2 separate regions of the Homo sapiens genome follow, and region 2 is linked to region 1. The links are chromatin loops, found by intact Hi-C in ENCODE. Cell type or tissue: dorsolateral prefrontal cortex. All regions are shown on one strand. Region 1 overlaps SND1 (staphylococcal nuclease and tudor domain containing 1). Region 2 overlaps SND1 (staphylococcal nuclease and tudor domain containing 1).

What was found. A loop is a pair of places that touch in the nucleus more often than their neighbours do. Peaks named below come from ENCODE experiments on the same cell type or tissue, not always from the same donor. Only the 100,000 strongest peaks of a DNase experiment are listed, where the experiment ranks them.
Region 2: it touches region 1 in a loop (1.8-fold over the local background); 2 of 110 quality-filtered maps call a loop at or near these places.

The regions. Positions count from the first base shown.
Region 1 is chr7:127,883,629-127,888,628 of GRCh38, reverse strand. It overlaps SND1 (staphylococcal nuclease and tudor domain containing 1), which reads right to left. Exons shown (of 24, transcript NM_014390.4): 13 at 617-727. Among named protein-coding and RNA genes, the nearest start is that of SND1-IT1, 110 kb to the left of the region's middle. In dorsolateral prefrontal cortex, no CTCF peak of the experiment used is centred here; DNase peaks (open chromatin) are centred at 2,538 and 4,181; H3K27ac peaks cover 4,908 bases.
Region 2 is chr7:127,722,556-127,727,555 of GRCh38, reverse strand. All of the region lies in intron 10 of SND1 (staphylococcal nuclease and tudor domain containing 1), which reads right to left. Among named protein-coding and RNA genes, the nearest start is that of SND1, 73 kb to the right of the region's middle. RefSeq lists an enhancer at 1-687. In dorsolateral prefrontal cortex, no CTCF peak of the experiment used is centred here; no DNase peak of the experiment used is centred here.

The DNA of each region.
Region 1 (5,000 bases):
GAGTAAGAGCCTTGAGGGATGACAATGGCCAGAAATACTGCTGAGCAGCATGCATGTCCTTGGGGCAACCAGCCACAGGGATGAAGGACAAAAGTAAAATGTCACAGGGCTTCTCAAATGGTCTCCTGCCAGCTGTCAGAAGTGTTTGAAACTAAAACTCATTTCCTAATAAATGTTTTCTTTCCTTTGTACATGACAAAAGGTCTAGAGGTGGTAAACGGGAGGGGCTAGGAGTAGAGGCCTTTGGAGGTAAGAAACAGAGGCAAATGTACTACAGACATAAGCACGGCTTCACAGTTAGTCCCGGAATGATGATAAACATATCTCCTATAGAGCACTCATTCATGCTTTCTTTTATACAGCTACAAAGGGAGATCATATCTAATATATACCTATTTTACATATTTTTTAAAATGGAAGACCAAGTGCACTTAAACAAAATTAGACAGCAAGTTCAAAGTGTGTCCTTCTTTTCATGGGGAAAATCTAGAATAATAATACATGCTTTCTCAGCATATTATTTTCCAACACATTCTGCTCAGGTATAGGCACAAAACTGGGAAAGAAAAAAGTGAGGGTGTGGGTTCCCCATGTGTTTAGTAATGTTTGGTCTTACCTGGCCTCTGCAGCAAGCAGTTCATCGTAGTGTGATGATCTCTGGTCATCATCCTGCCGGTATCTGATCACTGTGGCTAGACCTTTGCTGACAAGAGCCTCAGCAATGTTTCTGCAACAGAAAAGATAGGTCAGTGAGCACTAGAAGTGCATATGGGGCTCAGTCAACAGAAATAATAACAGTTAGCACCTGGAGGTCTTAACGCATTCTGGCAGAGGGAGAGAGAAGCCAAGGTTTCAAGACCTATGAGTTGCTAAGCTAGAAATCCAAATAAAAGGTTAAATAACAAAGTTCCCTAGCTCAGCATTTTTCTGGTTAGTACAGTCAGATGCTATATCAATCCAAATATTAAAAACTAGCAAAAAAAAAAAAATCTGTAAAAAGCCCACATTGCACCAGGCTATTTACAGAATGTTATAAACAAGCCACTGCCCTCAAGAAAAGTCTGCTATAAAATATTAGGCACATAGAGAAAAAAATGGAACATATAAAAGCATGACCTAAATTTCTCAAAATCTTTCTAGCCGACAGAACAACCAGAAAATGTCTTCTTTTAGTTTGGCAACGTTAGAAACATTGGTTTTACATAACGAAGTGTTTCTCTTATAAGAACTCCTGAGAGTAGATCTTCTACCCAAAGTGGGCTTGGAAAAGATAAGACTATGAATGAAGAGAGAAGAGGCAGGCAGGAGGGAGGCATTCTAGTAGAAAGGAAATTCTTTGTGCTGTGGCTCATGCCTATGATCCCAACACTTTGGGAGGCCCGGGCGCTGGGATCACTTGAGCCCAGGAGTTTGTGAGCAGCCTGGACAACACAATGAGACCCCCATCTCCATAATAAAAATTTAAAAATTAGCCGAGTGTGGTGGTGCATGCCTGTAGTTCCAGCTACTTGGAATGCTGAGGGAGGAGGATCAGGAGTTTGAGGTTGCTGTGAGCTGTGATCACACCACTACACTGCAGCATGGGTAAAAGAATGAGGCCCTATCTCAAAAAAGAAAGAAAAAAGCAAATCAAGATGGGGAACAAAGAAAGTAAACAATATAAAATCTGAGATGACCAGTTTTGGAGCAATACTCCATGGGAGCTACAAAAAATCTCAGGTTAGACTCTAATGCAAAGTAATTCTCAAATGCAACAAATCTTTTTTTTTTTTTTTTTTTGCCAGAATAAGAAAATTGCTCACACTTGGGAATGAGAGATGCCACTCTATGTGGCCTGCATCTACTAGCTAGAGAAGGATGAATGGGAAATGATATGCAGACACTTAATGATACATATTTGAATGGTTCCTCCCCAACCTGGAAAGGGAACTTTGTTATGAACAATCAAACTGCAAAAACAAATTTTCAAAAATTAAGTATAATTAACTATAGCAAATACTGGAAAACAAGAAGCATGATATTATTGAGGGAGAATGGTGGTTATGTCTTTCTTTGTGTCTGTCATAATTACACCAAAGGCCCTACTCAAACCATCTGGTTTGCTGCCCTTTAGGGAGAGGCTATGGTAAGCAATAGGCTACCGTGCCATATGCTATGACTGAGTATTGTTTGAAAATGTGGTTAACTCCTAACACACCAGTGGTTCTTAGAAAGTTATACTGTGGGGATGCTGGGAGCTGAACCAACCAGTATCTGTGCATGTTTACGCAATTTAAGGGCTCTATTCGTCAAAACCCAGGAGAACATGCTTTTTTTTTTTTAAAGAAGAAAAAATAAATGTGTTGGTAGAGCAAGGAGGAAAAGATGCAGTGGCTGATTATCTTCTCATTATATGCCCCTCGGATGTCTGTTTATCTACTGCCAGCACGGTATTAATATCTCCAAACTGCCACGGAATTAGCACTTCTCAAAATCCACTCCCACAAAGAGGCTGCTTTGCTGGCCACCCTGTCTCCTGAGTCACCACATAAGCGTGCTGGCAAATGCTGTCATTATCACAGAGTTGTGTTTGGCAGCATGGAGAAGGCAACAGCCTCAAATCAGCAGATGTAGATGTTGATACATGGTGAGGATTTAAACTAAGGTTGTCACTAAGGGGCCCTAGCAGGGAACAAGAGAGGCTCCACCCATCAAAGAGCTAGTAAGAAGGCTGGGGAGTGGCATGGGGGACAACTCCACTTTTGATAGTTTGAGATGTCCTGGCTGTTTTAAATGCCAAGAAAACAAAGAAATATTTGTTACTGCATTTTGAATTACTGAGCATTGACATTTTACAGTAAATACATGGGGTTTGGAGGAGAAAGTGGGAATGGCAGAGCAGGCAAGGAAAAATTCACACAAACAAGCTTTGATATATAAAGAAAAACAACACAAATGTTTAATGATCCACCCCAGTTAATGCTGCTCAAATCAATACACAGAATTACTGAGTACCTGCCTGGCCGGGAAAAACCAAGGGCACTTTCTCTACTCTTCCTTGTCCCTGCCCTCTTTATCCTATCAGCAAATGTCTACAAACCAGTTAAGACCTGCCATATGGAGTTCCTGAGGCCTTAGATTCCCAAATCACTCCACACCCTGCCCACTAACTTTCTTCTCTCTTTCCTTTAAAGCTCAGCATCTAAGCCATGTTCTCTTAGCTTCTTATCCCCTAATTATAGATTTCTCCTGGAGGAACAGTTGTGATGCTGGTGCTTAGCGGTAACAAGAGTAAAAATACATGAAATGATAACAACCATCACCATTGGGCATTCACTACGTGCAATGCATATGAGAATCACATGTGTTCTCTTCTTGGTGGGTTCCCCATGTGATACACCATCACAATATATGGCAATTATTCATTCATTGTTTATCTTCCTTGGTGAGTGATAAACACTGTGAGGGCAGGGGCCATGCTTTTCTTGCTCTATATCCCAGTTCCAAGCACAGTATTTTGCACAAAGTATAGGCTAGTCTGGCTTGGGGTGTCAGAGCCCCATAGGAAGGTAAGGATGATCACTCATACAAGGTATCAGAGTTCAACCTGGGTGCAAACATCCACATGGAAGGTGGCTCCATAGCCAGGCATTAAAGACTGAGTGTCCACTTGGGAGGGGTGACATCAGTGTTACAAGATTGGTTACACTAAGGAATATCAACCCTACCAGTGAAAGTACTAAGGATAAGCCAGGTTTCTCACTGTCAGAGTAGGTATATACAAATATGGAAAGGAAGAAAACTAGAATGAACCCTGTAGCAGTGGATTGGAATTTTAGGTATTTGTGTGAACTCATGGTATGTTGGTTCAGGTTCTATAAGAGGCACGTGCCAAGAAGGATTAGATGTGCAAGAGATTAATTGGAGAAAACTCATCTCAAGGAAGGTGGGAAGGGAACCCCAGGAGGCCTGGGAAGAGCCAACAGACTGCAGTGCAGGTCAAACCCCTGTGCAGAATGGAGGGAATGAAGGAAGGTTAGATAGGGAACATCTGAGCTACGGGCCTGTTCCAAAGAGTTTCGTCAAAGCTTGATAAGAAGTCAAAATTGTCCGTCAGAGGAACCCTATGTCCCTCAGCAATAGGCCTGCCTTAGTATCTCTGTTGCGCTCCGCTATTGGCTGGGAGCAGCTGGTGGGAAGCATAGCCTTGGCTGAAGTAGCAGTGATTGATTTCAAAGCACAGCAGCTGGGCTGTCAGTCTATTATGTTTCCTGCAGTTGGAGATCCAGGAGGCACATTTTCATGACTGCCACACATGGTTTTCAATAGATATAGATAGATTTAGAAATAAACATATAAAAATAAATATAGATGGAAATGTGGGCTCCTTAGATAAATGGCTAATTTCAGATCTGGGGAAGACAGTACAAGATAAGCCTGGAACATGTAGTACCAGAAAACAAGGAAGTGCTCAAAAAAAAATAGGAGACATGTCCAAAGGACACAGAAGTCCTGGCTCCTACTGGCCAAATTGGGAACAATTTGAGTGGATTATAACTGTTTGAATAAAATGAGATTCCATGAATTCATTCTAATATAAACAAATAAATAACTTGGGAGTTTAATGAGAGGTGAAAACTATGTAGTTCAAAGTGTCTCCTCACAAAATATCTATTAATTAGAAAGAGTAAAATAGTACCTTTACAGTGGAGAAGCCTGGTAGACACGACTCAAATCAAATGATCAAGACTACCATCATCAATAAATGATGAATCAGTGCTTAACTTTATGGTCATGAAGAAACATCAGACAAACCAAAATAACTGACCTGTACTCTTCAGAAGTGTCAAGGCCATGATGGTCAAAGAAAGACTGAAGAACTATTCCAGACTAGAGTGACATGACCTCTAACTGCAACACCTGATTCTGAACTAGATCGTTTTCTTGAAGTATTCCATTAGAACAGTTGGCAAAATTTGAGTAGGTTTGTGGATTAGATGATAGCAATGTGTTAATATCCA
Region 2 (5,000 bases), 160 kb after region 1:
GTGGGTTTACTGGCCTGCTCCAATTTCACTTAGGGTCTCTAACCCCACAGCTTTCTGTTGGCACGTGTCTCAGAGTCGGCAAAGTCGGCTTGAGGGTCCAGAGGGACCAGTCATTTTGCCTTTACAAATCTAAACTGGAGGGAATAGGTTGAAAATCGCTTTTAATGGCAAAGCACCCCGGAGCCCCTTACAATGAATGGAGTTATCAGTGCCTTACATAACCCTGCCTCTGACAAAAAGCCCTTAAGAATCCCAAGGCATCACTAATAATGCACCTATCTCAGCTCCTCTCTCCCACCTGCCTGCCCTGGAGAGCCAGGCGGGCCAGGTCTGGGAGATGAACTCCCCAAACAAAGGCAACAAGGACACTGGGGGCTTCAGCATATGGCAGCTTTAACAAAACTGATCCTTTAGCACCCGGGTCTGAATATTTGGAGGCCCTGGTGTGAACAAACCTTTATGTGGTAAATAAATTCACAGGGAGGACACTAAAAGACAGGGTGATGGAAATGAATAGAGGCTGGTAGCAGGGGGTGACTACCAGCTGAGGGAAAGACTCCACCTTTGGGTTTCCACACTTCCTTCCCAAAATACTAAGTGGGAGCGCTGGCAGTGGGGGCTGTCAGAGACAGAGAAACAGATACAAAGACAGAGAATGGGAGAGACAGACAGCTAAGAAAAGGAATCTGAGAAAAAGGCCCAGCAACCTAAAGCAAATTTTATACACCTGGGGATTGGGTAAATTATGTACCTGTTTTCAAGGTAAATTTCAGCTCTGTATCTCTTAGTCAACTACAATAGCACCGCAAGAACAGACTTCAGGGAGAATAAGTCAGCCCCTTCATCGGATGCCTGGGGGCTGTTTCCTTTGTCATTAACACTCCAAGTGTAACACAAAGCCCACAGCAGCCCTGGGCAATAGAGCACTAGGCTTTCCAGTTTCAGATCAAAGCCAAGCACTCTCTAGGAAGTCCTGAGATCGCAAAATGTGTTATCTCCTTTAAGGCAGCAGCTCAGAAAACCCACAGCCTTTCTCCAAGATTTAGCACATTCCTTTATAGCAAACAACTGGATAAAACAAACTATACCTTTAGAGAAACCCTGATACATGGCCAGGTTCACAAGAGCATCACACGTCAGCTTTCTTAACTGGCTCTCAGCCTGAAAGAGTTAACGTCTCCTACGGGTTGACACTGGATTAATCCAGAAGCAGGGTGCCACAGAAACACCGTCAACATCAGACAAATCCAGCTAGAATTCTAGAGAGGGAAATATTGCACATCCCTCCTTTTAACTCTCGCATAACACTATCTAGGAACAAACCAAGCTCCAACCAAAATCCAGAAGTGGCTACCCATGAATTTCCGGGTAATATTGGAAAGCCTAGGATGAAAACAGTTCCTTTGATCACAGTGTTTGTCCAAGTACTTCCTCTGGCTCCAATTAGAAAGTAACCAAATTAAGGGAGCAGAAATATGGTTAGCCATAGGCAAAAAGCTCATCTTCCAGTATAATTTAAGAGAAATGAACTTGTCTCTGTGTACAAAACAGAAAAAAACAATTTGCCCTACTACCCTCCAAATGTAGAGTTGTCTCGGAGGAAGAAAATATTAAAAGAACCTCCCCCATGCTTCCTTGAAGGGAAAGTCCCATTGAGTCCTCATCTGGGAGCTAGCAGTGGAGGCCCGCCCTAGAACAGGAATGTCTGCCCCATCTGCCTGTCCTTGAGGAAGCCCATGCCACAGACTTTCCCTCTTCTCCTACTCATCTAGTTCCTTATTCTGCACCCTCTCCCGCTTTGTTCTTTGGTTTGGAAAAGGCTCTGGTACCGTAAGTTTTCAGGTTATCCTTTCCATGCCAAAGCCATTGACCCCCAGGCAGAGTCCTGTAATTAGAGAGAAGGAAATGTCCTTAGTGTTTCTTTCAAGGCCCTCCACCGTCCATCCATCACAGACCTTCATCTCTTAACATTCCTCAAGCACTCCATGTTTCCGCAACTACAAAACCACTCCTCAATTTCCAAAAAATGCCCTTGATGTTTTCCTTGGAGATTCTACCAGCCTGTTCTAACTAGGGCAGGCCCATATTTTTACCCATGCTGTGCCTTGCAGAAGGGTACCTGGCAAAGCGGACAAAGGGAGAACAGGAGCTAAAATTTAGCTTCCATTCTGCTTGCCAAGCCATGGCCCCTGGCATGATGCTGACAGGAAGAAGCAGTACCCTTCTCTAAATTTGCACAAAGATGCCATATGAGCTAACAGAGGTCCTGGCCCCAACATCTATGCCATGAATACTCAACTGGGCTCCACTTGTGACTGTAACAGCTGGTACGTAGTAAATGAAACCAGAAACCTAAGACTCCGAGAGGATGCCTGTTGCTCAGTCTTTAAACACATACAGTTACAGTCACACTAGGATGCCCAGGTGATGTTTCTTACCACACCCATATTGTAAATCTCTGGTAACTTTAACATAAGCATACAGCAGGATCTTGTATTCTTTATAAGAGCTCTGGGGAATTCTTTTTTCTTCTTCTTTTTCTTTTTTCTTTTAGTAATCTCAGGCCAAGGAAAGGGGCAGGGGTTGGCGTGGGGGGATTTCTTTAAGTCAAAAGGCAAGTATAAAGAAGGACTGCTGGAGCAGCATCCATAGTTCTCACTCATCAGCCTGAAAGAGTTAACGTCTCCTAAGACATTAACTCTTCATCATGCCATTTTCCAGGTCTTTGGTCAACTGAAACTTACCAAAAGAAAATCCAGAGTTCCTTGCTAAAGTAAGTTTTTACCAGGCATAATATTCTCTCTATATGCAAACTGCTTTCATATCTTGTAAATTCAAACAACCGAAACAAGAGTATTTTAATCCAAACATGCCACTCACCAATTCAAAATTCTTCAAGACAAAACCTAAAATGCATGGCATATAAGCCTTCAACAAGTGGTCCCTGTCTAACTCCCAGGCCCATTTCTTAACACTCCCCTGAAATTTATCCTCTATTCCAGTCATACAAAATCACTTGCAGTTCATCATATGCCCCATTTTCTCTCTCCCTTCCTGAGTATCCTAAGATGTTCACAGGACATGTTTGATCTGGCCTTGCCTGTGGTTTCGTACCACACAGGTGTCATACCACTCATGCACCGTCCACAGGAGCCATCCATTCTCTAGTCCCCAAAACTCATTCTTGTCATTGCTGCTCTCCAGGTCAGAAACTGTCTTCTCCCACTTTTTATCTAGCTAATTCCTAATATCTCTTCAGGCCTTAAATGTCACTTCCTCAAAGTAGCCTTCCCAAACTATGCACTCTCCTAAACTCTAAGCTTTTCTTTCATAGCACTTAACGTAAATGAAATTACTTGTGTATTTCCCCTACTAGACTCTAAAGTTCCATGAGGCAGAGAAGGGACATCTATTTATTCCCTGCTGCACCCCCAACACAGTATCTGGCACAAAATAAGTATCTGTAAATATGTACCAACAATGACTACCTGTTCATGCAAATTTCTAAAGCTGTGCTATCCATAATGGTAGCCACTAGCCTCATGTGCCTATTGAGTCCTTGAAATATGCTATGATGAATTAAAATGTAGTGCCAATGTACAATACATACCATATTTCAAATATTCAGTTTTAAAAAGGGGAAGAACGTCTCATTTATTTTTCATATTCATTAAATGTTGAAATGATATAATAATTTGGATATAAGTCAAATTTAAAAATTACAATTAATGTTTCTTTTTAGTTTTTTAACGTAGTTATATGATAATTTAAAATAACAAATAGAGCTCACATGTGTGGCTCATATTTATATATCTGTTGGACAGCGCTGGCCTAGAGAGCCATTCCTCCTGTTGACTCACTTCTCATCCTTGACACTCACAAGGTACAGCAGCTGACCTGGGAAGATCACCCAGACCACCCACCAAAACCGGCTACTCTTCAGGGTACCTTCTACCACTACATTCAAGGTTCATTATATTAACTTATTTCTTACGTGGCCCTTCAGTAAACTCTTCCAAAGGACTTTAACAGACAAATAATGGAAATCATTCCTCCATCTTCCTCACAAGCCATATGTTGTAGATTATTGCAGCTAAGTCTTACTTAGAACTGTCTTAAAATGGAGTAAGATCTCAGGAGTGAACAGGAAGAAAAAGAAAGAATAAAGAAAAAAGAAGAAAAAAAAGAGGTAACACGCCTTGTAAGAGACAAGAAATTCTATAATCAGGATTCTGCCTAAACTAGGAAATACTCCAATTCCAACAATTTCCTGTCAGCCAGTAGGCTAAGGGAAATGCATCGTTTACCCACTGATGAGTTCCAAAGGATACTGGGACTAAAAATACTCAGTAGTAGGTTAGTGCTTACTTCAGAAAACCTGCTATCATCCTACCTAAGCTATAACACCCCCATCCCCCTAAAAACTGCTTAAAATTCAGCTATATAGTCTACATTAACATAATGCACTGGCTGATGATACAGGCACAAAAATTAACGTTCAAGAATTTCAAAGTTGTGGTTGCTGTGGGAACCTTAATTCCAACTGTACGGCACAGATGCAGAATTGTGGACTACTCCCAATACTGATAAAATTGGAGATGTGTATTTACTCTGTGCAATGAGGCAGAGCTACAGTTACTGAGAGAACCTTATTTTGGCATTTCTAGGCTTTCATACATTTAAATTCTCAACCTTACCATAATACTGTTTGCTGCATTAAACTGCCTCCTCTAAGGGAAAAAAAGAGAGAGAAAGAACTGATTGGCCAGACATTCAAATCACCCATCCTGTACGTGGTTTTTATGTATGATCTGATTCAAAAGACAATCATATTTTTATTTTACTCTTACGGGCTGTCTATAAACTCTCACACAAATGAAAACAATGCTGAATTTCAACTTGTGAATGCACCAAGATATGTATATGTGCAAAACATCAGAATAGCAAATTTCACACCTTTAGAACCACTGCACCCAACTTATCTACCTTTTTTTAGTTAT